Linked DNA regions of Mus musculus: region 2 is linked to region 1. The links are chromatin loops, found by intact Hi-C in ENCODE. Cell type or tissue: left cerebral cortex. All regions are shown on one strand.

Region 1 (5,000 bases):
AGGTCTAAATTATCTGATATGGTTTGTATTGCCAGTCTTGCAAAGACTAGATCAATCTTTGGAAAGAGATAAAAAAGAAAAGAGAATGATTTACTTACTTCTCCTGGTCCATTCTCCCCGACCCTAACTCCAAACATAAAAAGTTCCAATTATTAGTTTGGGATAGTCTACTAAAACATCAGGAGGCCTATGTAGGTGACCTAATATGGGGCAATCATTGAATATCTTGAAATAAAGATGGAAGATACAACACACATTTACTTCTCTTGAAACTCAACTAAGATACTGGGAAATGTTTTGGTTTGGGTTCAGTTTTCTTAGAGTTTATGGCATAATCCACTAGGAAACAGACAATAGAAACATCAGCAAAAGTCATGGAGGCTGGAGAGCACACGGGCAAATGCTAACAGGCCCAGTGACCTAAGATTTAAACATTTTATTTGGGGAATAAAAACAGGTAGCTATGAATAAATACATAGATAAATTTAAAAGAACATTTAGAAAATATAATTAGTATTTTTAGAAACTAAAAACAGGGTAGTGGATATTATTACAAAGCTTGAAAGACAGGGAAAAAACAAGAAGAAGAATTAAAATATTAAGATGTGGTTAATTAAGTAAAGGAAAAATGTGTGTGCTTTTATTTATTTATTTTTAAAGAAAGCTGTTCTCTGGAGACTCAACATACAAATTTTAGGATTCCATTAAAAAAGACCTGTGTGTAAATAAAGGCAGGGAATCCAAAAGAACTCAATAAAAGTTCCAAGAACTGAAGGCCTTTTCATTCTAAAAGACTATTGTATGCCAAGCATATCAGTTAAAAACACATACCAAAGCATATTATCATCATGAATTCTACAAGTATAAAGACAAAATAAAACTAAAACAACTAAATAAAACAAGAGACAAAACTGACCATCTACACAAAGAAAGAGTCAAAACAGTAATATGCTTTTTTTACAGCAGAGGCCACAAGACAACGCAGGCCTTTGAGGATGTAAAAAATCATTTCCTACCTAGAATGATGCACTCAGCAAAACTATGGATTCAGTGCTTTTTAAGCATGCAAGATAAGGAAAACAAATTCTTATTTCGGCATTCAATGGCTGAGCTCCAGTAAGATGGTAGTATATCAAGAAAGAAGGAAATTCTAGAGTAGGGAGAGAAACTTCCATGAAGATCATAGTGAGATCGACAGGATGACAGCTGTGCACAAACGATGGGCCACACTCAGCTGAGAACAGGGCGAAGACCCAGCGGGCTTGCCCTCAAGATGCTGATTAAGTCTTAGCTTAAAGGAGATTATGACAACCATAGAAGACTGGGTAAGTTAGACATAAGTATAACAACCGACTGAACAGTCACTAACTCCCAAGTGAAAAACCTGTTATAGGGCAAAGGAATTGTAGTAAGTCAGTATAATCAATACTGAGATTTGAAACTGTTTTTAAGATGATACTGTAAATACAACACTGCTCCAAACAAAATTATAATAGTGCAATTATTTTCGATGATTATAGGAATGAGAAAGGTGGTGTACAAAAAGCATGAGGAAAGAAATGGAGGTTTGCAAGTTTTCCATTGATGAGTGGTCAAGAGAAACAAGAAGAAGGTGAAAAGACTACTATTAAATTCTTTAAACTGTGGTTAGTACCAGGCAAGCACTCAGGAGGTCAGCTAGTGAGATTATTTCAAAACCCCAAACCCAAACCCAAACCCAAACCAAACCAAATAAAATGTGCCCATGCTAAGTCTGATTTTGAAACAAAACTAACAGGTTAAATATTTCAATTGTACAATTAAAAATATATTAAACACTTACTTCAATACCATCAAATTCAAATTTTATAACAGGTACAAAAGCATCTTCTACAGCCTATAAAAGAGGAAGACAAAAAAACAAAAAACACACACGGGTTAGCCTTTTATTTAGGTCATACAGATTTGTGCCTGCTATTTAACTTATCCTGTTAAGAATATCTGTCAGAAATGCTAAAGCAGAACTGTTGTTATCTTGATATCATATCTGAAGTCTTAACTGAAAATTGATTATTAACAAAAAGTATTAAGTATAAAATGTATGGTCACCCACTCCTGTAGTCCTGGTACTCAGGAGACAGATCAACAGTTCAAGGTCATTGTTAGCTACACAATGAATTTGAGCCTGGAATGCATGAGACTCAAAAGCAGTAGTGTAAAATTTTTAAAAAAATATTTATCAAACAAGTATGGTAGGGGCTGGCTCAGAACTTGACCTGCAGACATGAAACAAGAGTTCAATCCACAGATCCTAACGCAGGGCACAACAGTGCATTAGGGAGGAAGTAGGAGGATCCATTCCTAGGGCTTACTGACCAGTGAAAGTGTACCCTTGTAGATGATCTGGGCCAATAAGAGGCTCTGTCTGACAGAAGGTAGACATGTCTTGAGGATGATACCTAAAATTGTCCTGTGGCCTCCATAAACACACACCCATATGATAACCTCCACACACTTATAAATATACAAAATTATGTTGTTAGAACTGAGGTCAGTGTTTTATAGTTTGCTAGAATGGAAATGTTACTTGTCAATGAAGGGCTAGATATACACATAGTTATTAACTGAGCCTCACACATATCACCCACAATTGGATATACATCAATCACTTATCAAATATTACAGTAAGTTGTCTGATCCTTGAAACTAGCTTATGTTATCACCAATTCTCTACTTTTATAGATGGAAAACCAAGCTCAGACAGATCGCTGCTTGACTGAGATCTCAGAGCTACAGGTGTGTCTACAGAGCTATAAAGTCCATGTTCCTGATGCTTATGCATGATATTAGCAAGATACAGCAACTCGGAGATAAGTCATTAATTCTAAGTCCTTGCTTTTATAGCTGTTTCTATGTTCAAAATATGAGATGTCAAAAGATACTTACTCTTAAGTTTCTAATGCCATCTTGATGTTTCAATTTTTCAAAAAAGGACTGAAAAAAATCTGATCTCTCTACATGTCTTGGGGCAACACAAAGTGCATCAATATCAGCTCCTAAAAAAATAAAATTATTTCTTAAGAATGATAAATTATATTTTCATTAAAGTTTACATAAACATAAATGCAGAACTAGGTATGAAAGATGAGTATAAGACAGTGTTTATTAACAGTAGTAAGATATGGGAACTATGTTCAGTACTCGCTAATTGTAAACAAGTAAAACAGTTTCCTAAAAATTCTTATCACTAGAACATAACTAAAAAGCAATTACCTTTGGTGTGTACTCCAAGCCTGTAAGATCCAAATGTGAAAATTTTACCACCAACAGTAGCCACAACAGAAGGTGGGAGATTCTAAAATAAAGCAAAAGGCATTCAATCATTTAAGTTACTTTGCATAAAGAACATGTACAAGTTTCCAGTCTTTTACTGCACAACTGATACACTGTACATTTGCCAATCCTGTTGAAGAGATGTGTAAAAGCACTTTAAGGCCCCTTTAAGGAACTCAACTATCAAATTAATGAACTGCAGCTCTTTCCAGTAAAAGTCTCAGCCAATCCCCGTCTTCTCTTTAGTTTTTGTTACATGCTTTTTAGCCTTCTTCAGAGTGAGGTCATTCTTGATGGGAGCATTTTATAAGAACAAATGGAAAGATTTCACTTTTATTTCTTTAATTGTATCATAATTAAAAAGTTACTTCTACCTCTTTCCAGGGCCAATTCCAAGTGCTTACTAGATATTTCTTCTTCTTCTTCTTCTTCTTTTTTTTTTTTTTTTTTTGGTTTTTCGAGACAGGGTTTCTCTGTACAGCCCTGGCTGTCCTGGAACTCACTTTGTAGACCAGGCTGGCCTCGAACTCAGAGATCCACCTGCCTCTGCCTCCCAAGTGCTGGGATTAAAGGCGTGCGCCACCATGCCTGGCTTAGATATTTCTTCTTTTATTCTGATTTATTTAATACCCATGCTTTAAACATTCTTCTATGGTAAAAACCAGATAGCCCTTCTAATTCATTATTTCTGTTCTCTAAAGGCATTACTGTCCCAATGTATCATCATTATCCCTTTATGGGTGAATTTTCTGTATTTGAGACAGGCTTCCCAGTAGCCCAGAATGGCTTCGTGCAAACTTCTAACATTCCAGTCTTTACTTCCCAAGTGCTGGGATCACAGGCCAGCATTACCATAGTCAGTATCATTTATACATTTTTAGTTTACATTCCTCACAGATGTTGCTTCTCTTCTCAATTCCTATTCCCCTTATTCTCAAGTTTATAAGAGTTATTATCCTAAACTACACACTTGCCCCTCGCCTTCTCTTACTGTTGTAAATACTCACCTATTCTATTTTATGAGCCACCTGCATAAAGCCAACCACCAGTGCATTTTTCTCCTCAACCACTGAAGTATCAATTCTTGGGCTTGCTACTAAAAATCTCCACAATGTGCTCCTATAGTCTTCCTTTCCTCATGTTTAAACTGCCAACTTATTTCATGACCTAACCTCCTTCCCACATCACTTGTCATTGTCTTTCTCTTGAATGCTCACTTTCTTATCCCATCAGTACCTTAATACTATCCACTTTTTTCTTTATTCATTATTTTATTTTATTTTACTCAAATGTATGTATGTCTGTTAGACATGTATGTGCCTGGTCCCTGTGGAGGTCAGCAGATCAGCTCCCCTGAAAGAGGAGTTATAGGCAGGTGGCTGTGAGCCACTGTATGGGTGCTGGGAATTGAACTGGGGTCCTCTGCAAGAGCAGCTAGTGTTCTTAACAACCCATCTTTCAAAGTTCATTTTAAGTTTCATTTCCTTCTACAAAGCATTCCCTGATTATCTTCAACTCTATAATAAGCTTCTTCTTTTGTGTTCCTTTGCCATTAAACTGTAAAGTTATTTTACACTACATTTACTTGTTGTGTGTAAGTGGGTATAGTGTGTGTGTTCTTGTGTGAGTAATGAAGGTCAGAGGTCAAGTCAAGTGTCTTTGTTGATCACTCTTCACTTGTTCCTTTT
Region 2 (5,000 bases), 290 kb before region 1:
CAAAGAAGCCAGCATTGTCCTTCAGATGCAAAGGAAAGAACAACTTTATGCCAGTGAATTAGGTGAGATAGATACAATTTCTTCAACAATATTCATTAATAAAACACATAAAAAATTGAAAACTTGAGCAACATTACAATAAAGAAATCAAATTCATAATTTAAAACCACCTATGTAAAAATTTCCAGGGCCAAACAGCTTCATTGCTGAATTTTATCATGACTTATGAAGGAAAATCTGCAACATGCCATTATGGACAAGAGCTACCCAGGCTGATTGCAGCTCAGTGATGAGCACTGCTCGGGAGCCTGAGACCTCTAAGTCAGTCCCTAGCCCCATCTCCTTCCCTACCGAAAGAGTAAACAATACACTTTCTCATCTAGGACTATGTGAAATCAAAACTCAGAAAAAGATTCCTAAGAGTGCTGAAAATGTTCCAATGGACAGCAACAAAAACTTCTTAGTCATTTATTAGCATGTCAAATGGTATCAAACATAAACACAATACTTCCTTAACAAATGAGTTTAACACTTGAAAAGTCAATCAGTATTAGACTGACTGATATTACAAAGGGAAAATTCTGTATGATCTTAAATTAAAAAAAGCATTTTCTAAATTACAACATTCATTCACTACAAAAACCTAGCAATGTAGAAATAGGTATGATCTTTCTTAACTGAGAAATGTATTCATAGAAACCACTAGTTAGTATTAAAACTTAGTGACTAAAGACAAGGAGTTATAAGCCACTGGATGTGGGTAGTGGGGCTCAAACTTGGGTCCTCTAGAAGAGCAGCACGCTCTCTTAACTGCTCAATCATCATTCCCCCACGCCCCAGAGTAAATACTGTACACACAGAGCACCAGGGTTTATTTTCTCTGTGTTTGTGTGAGCATGTGAGCACCGTAGCACACATGCATGTGTGGAAGCCAGAGTGACAACTTGTAAGAAGAGTTAGTTCTGTCTACCATGTGGGTTCTAGGTATGGCTTGGCAGCAAGCACCTTTACCTGATGAACCATCAGGCCAGCCTGGGTTAGGGAATATTAATGGATCTTCATTTTCGTTCCTTTTTCTTGTGTAACCTTACTAAACATATAAAGCCAATCCCCCATGTTTGCATTAAAAGGTTCAGAATATAGCTCTCCATACTGTGAGGGTTGATTTTAATTACTTTGTTTCTTGGCAATTTCTTCTTCATCACCGACTTCATCTTCAGTGACCTCAGACCCCGTGGTATACTCTTCCTCTTCTGAGAACAGCGACTGTTGTTTCTAAGTGCAGAGAAAGATCCATCTCTTACAAATCCCACATTACCGTCACACACAGACTCCTAAGAACACATTTAATAAAGCGGGGCTGGAGATGTGGCTCAGCAGTTACGCGTGTGCACTACTTTCCTGAAGGACACTGGTGGATTGCCAGCATCCACATCAAGTACCTTAGTCACAACCACCCATAACCTGAACTCCACAGTATCCAAGGCCTCTGGCCTCTGTGGGTCCTCAGAGGCCATGTGCACACACAGACACACAGACAAAGGAAAATAAATACTTAAAAATGAACTAATAAAATACTGGGAGACCAAAACAGAAGTATGGTAAACTTGAGGCTAGTCTGTTCTATACACTGGAGAATACTCCTCAAAAACAAAACAAGCAAACAAACAAACAGAACAGACACACACAATCCAGTTCTACATGTTGGTGGTCCCAGCACTGGGAAGGTAGAGGCAGGAGGATCAGGAGCTCAGAGTCATTCTCAGTTACACACAAATCCAGGCCAGCCTGGGCAACATGAAATTATCTGAGAAGCCAAATAGAAAAAACAAAACAAAGTAAAACAAAATGCCCCTCCAGGGTACTTATTATTAGACTCAAATGTGATTTGGCCACATTTATATGCTTGATAATTTAGTATGTGGACATAGGTGAGAAGAGCTCAGAGAAAACTTCCTGGAGTCTGTCCTCTCCGCCTTGCGGGTTCCAGGGATTACACTCAGGCCTTCAGGCTTGGGGGCATGCACCCTTAACTGCTATGCCATATTACAGCCCCTAAAAGTGACTTAACAGTGACTTTAAAGAGTCTTTAAACCAGGGCCTAGAATGATGGCTCAGTGAATAAGACCATTTGCTGCTCTTGCAAAAGGACTACAGTTCATGTTCTAGGACTCAGGGCAGGTGGATCACATTGGCTGGCAACTCCAGCTTCAAGGGCACCCCGACACTGGTGGCACATATGCATCTTTTTCTTTAACCAGAATCTTCCCTCAGCCTTCTAATTGTGGGATTACAGGCCTGAGTCACCACACTAGGGTGTATGTTTTTCTTAAATAACTAGGACATTTTCTTCACAAGTGCAAAACTGGAAAGGCTGACAAGAAGACAAACATTTAACCACTGTTTGTAAAATAAGATGCTAAGATTTCATTATCAAACATCAATGCAGAAGTAAGATGTCCACAGAAATTGAATCCAGTGGTTCACTTACCAACTGCAGAGTCCAGTTTTTCAGTGACAAGAACTAAAAGGCAGAGGAACAGTAGGTTAACAATCCTGCATGGCAACTCCATATTTTCACATGGTTACAAGTTACATTTTCAGGTTTAACTAATTTTAAACTTAGGCTGAGAATGATACCTTAGTCTAATATGTCAGTCTTTTAAAATCCCTGCCTAAACTAGCTAGCATTAAGGAAACAAATACCAATGCCAGTGGGTCTATAGAAAAAGAAGCTCCTACTGCTGGCAGGAGCTTACACAGGGCAGCCACTATGGAAGGAGGTTTCTCAACAAACTGAAACTAGAATTCCCACATGACCCAACGGAAGCATGCTGTGTTCACGCCCAACCAGTTCCAACTTGACACATCACAAGATAGTCACATATTTGTGCTTATTGTACTATTCACAAAGGCCAGGAAACAAATCCAGACTAGATGTTTATCAACAAATGGCTGGATGAATAACATATGGCACACACACGGAATAGGATGGAGCCTTAGGGAAAAGAGTGCATGCAACTGGAAATCACTATGCTAAGTGAAATAAACCAAGCTTACAAAGACAAATAGTACATGTTTTATTGTATATGCAGAACCTAGGCTTCAAATTATACATACGTGTATGTGTATAAATGCATATAATAAATGTATTGCATGGGCGTTGGTTGGTCACGAAGCTGGAAATGGCAGAGCTGTGTTGAAGGCTGAGCACCTGTCTCCCTGAGATCTGCACCTCTAATCGGGACCTGGTCTGTGTGCTCTTACATTAGTGTGTGAAATTTCTCACTTTTGCCCTGTCTTCTGTTCCCCATTCTATCTCTTCACTGTCCCCCTTAACGGTCTCTTCTCTTTTCTTCTTGTCCTCTCTCCCTTCTTTCTTCTGTGTCTCCCGTCCCTTCACTCTGCTCTCTTTATGCTTTCTCCTCTTCTTTTTCTCCTGTCTCCTCTGTACCTCACCTCTCATCCCTCTGTTTACTCTCTGCTTGTTTTCCCCGTCTCTGTTCTTTCTCCATTCTCTCGTGTCTCTGTCTCTCTTACCATGCTTTCCTCTCTGTTTTCTCTCCTCTCCATTTTTCCTCTCCATCTCTCCCCTACTCTCTGCTCTCTCTCTCCTGCTTCCACCTTTCTCACACTCCATTTTTCCTTTCACTCTCCTCAAGGTATCTCTCCACTCCACTCTCATCTCTAGCTCACCTCTCTCCCCTCCCCCTCTCCTGTTCTGGGACCAGCAGGGTCCTCTAGTGGGCTCTGTGCTCTGATAGTTGTGTATAAATGGAGGACCTGGTTATCCCCTTCTAGGTTGCCCCCCTGCCCCCACTGTCTCTCCTCACTCTCCTCTTGTCTTCCTACATCTCCTCATTCTTTCTCTCCTTTTTTCTCTTTCTCTGTCCTGTCTCTCACTTTCTCTCCCTTCTCTCCCCCTCCATCTCTCTCTTTGATTCCCCCTCTGCCATGTTGAGTGTTAAGACTGCACATCACTGAGGGCAATCCTGTCCTTCAATGGATATGACTGGGAAGCTGTTTCTGTGCTTACAGCAGTGCACAAAATGACCACTGTGCCCACTTCCCTCTTGCTCCCTCCTGCTCTTTCTCCTCCTTTGTTTTCTCTTCTATCTGTGTTCCCTCTCTCCTCTCACTCTCTCTCCCCGGGCTTTCTCTTTCTCTTCTTTCTCCATTAGTCCACTCCTCTCTCTCCCCGCTCTGCCTCGCTGAGAATGCATCTTCTCAGAGCTGCCCTGTTTTCCCTGTGCTCTTCCATTAGGTATAAGACAGCAGGTGAGACTCTTTGTCTTTTCTTCTTTCCTACCTCCCTCTCCTTCTCTCCTCTCCTTGCTTTCCATCCTCTCTCTCTCTCTCTCTCTCTCTCTCTCTCTCTCTCTTTCTCTCTCTCTGTCCTGTCTTCTCTCTCCTCCTCCTTCCTCCACCATGGCTCCTCTTTCTCACCTGTACCCTTTATTTCTGTAACACCTTCATATTTGTATTTATTATGAATTATATAGTGCACATGTGATTCCTAAATTACTATTCATCATCTTGTATTTGTGTAGCTGTCAGAGTTCTTCACTTTCTCATGAAACGCTCTATAAGTTCCCTCTCCCTACTGTCGGGCCTTTCATCTAAGGTCCTTTGAGTTCTGGGAGTCTCTCACCTCCCAGGTCTCTGGTGCATTATGGGGGGGGCCCCCCAACCTCCTATTTCCTAAGGTTGCCTGTTTACATTTTTTTCTGCTGGCCCTCAGGGCTTCAGTCCTTTTCCCTCACCCAATACCAGATCAGTCCCCCCCCCCCCCCGCTGCCCCCAGCCCACCTCCAGCAGGAAGACAGGACATCAAATGAGGGATGGGCTTCCCATCCCACAGTCACGTCTCTGACCCATAATGTTCCTGTCTGAAAGAATGACAGGGATGGAAATGGAGAGGAGCCTGAGAAAAAGAAGGTCCAGCAACAGGCCCAAAGTGGGATCCAGCTCAAGGGGAGGCCCCAAGGCCTGACACTATT

Evidence for each region. Peaks named below come from ENCODE experiments on the same cell type or tissue, not always from the same donor. Only the 100,000 strongest peaks of a DNase experiment are listed, where the experiment ranks them.
Region 2: a loop joins it to region 1, with 3.0 times the contacts of the local background. A loop is called at or near these places in 1 of 42 quality-filtered maps.

Annotation. Positions count from the first base shown.
Region 1 is chr11:23,882,239-23,887,238 of GRCm38, forward strand. It overlaps Papolg (poly(A) polymerase gamma), which reads right to left. Exons shown (of 22, transcript NM_172555.2): 4 at 3,253-3,334; 5 at 2,926-3,035; 6 at 1,823-1,876; 7 at 1-56. Among named protein-coding and RNA genes, the nearest start is that of Gm12061, 9.5 kb to the right of the region's middle. In left cerebral cortex, no CTCF peak of the experiment used is centred here; no DNase peak of the experiment used is centred here.
Region 2 is chr11:23,587,460-23,592,459 of GRCm38, forward strand. 0610010F05Rik (RIKEN cDNA 0610010F05 gene) reads right to left here. Exons shown (of 22, transcript NM_027860.3): 15 at 2,492-2,524; 16 at 1,176-1,275. Among named protein-coding and RNA genes, the nearest start is that of 0610010F05Rik, 44 kb to the right of the region's middle. In left cerebral cortex, no CTCF peak of the experiment used is centred here; a DNase peak (open chromatin) is centred at 2,258.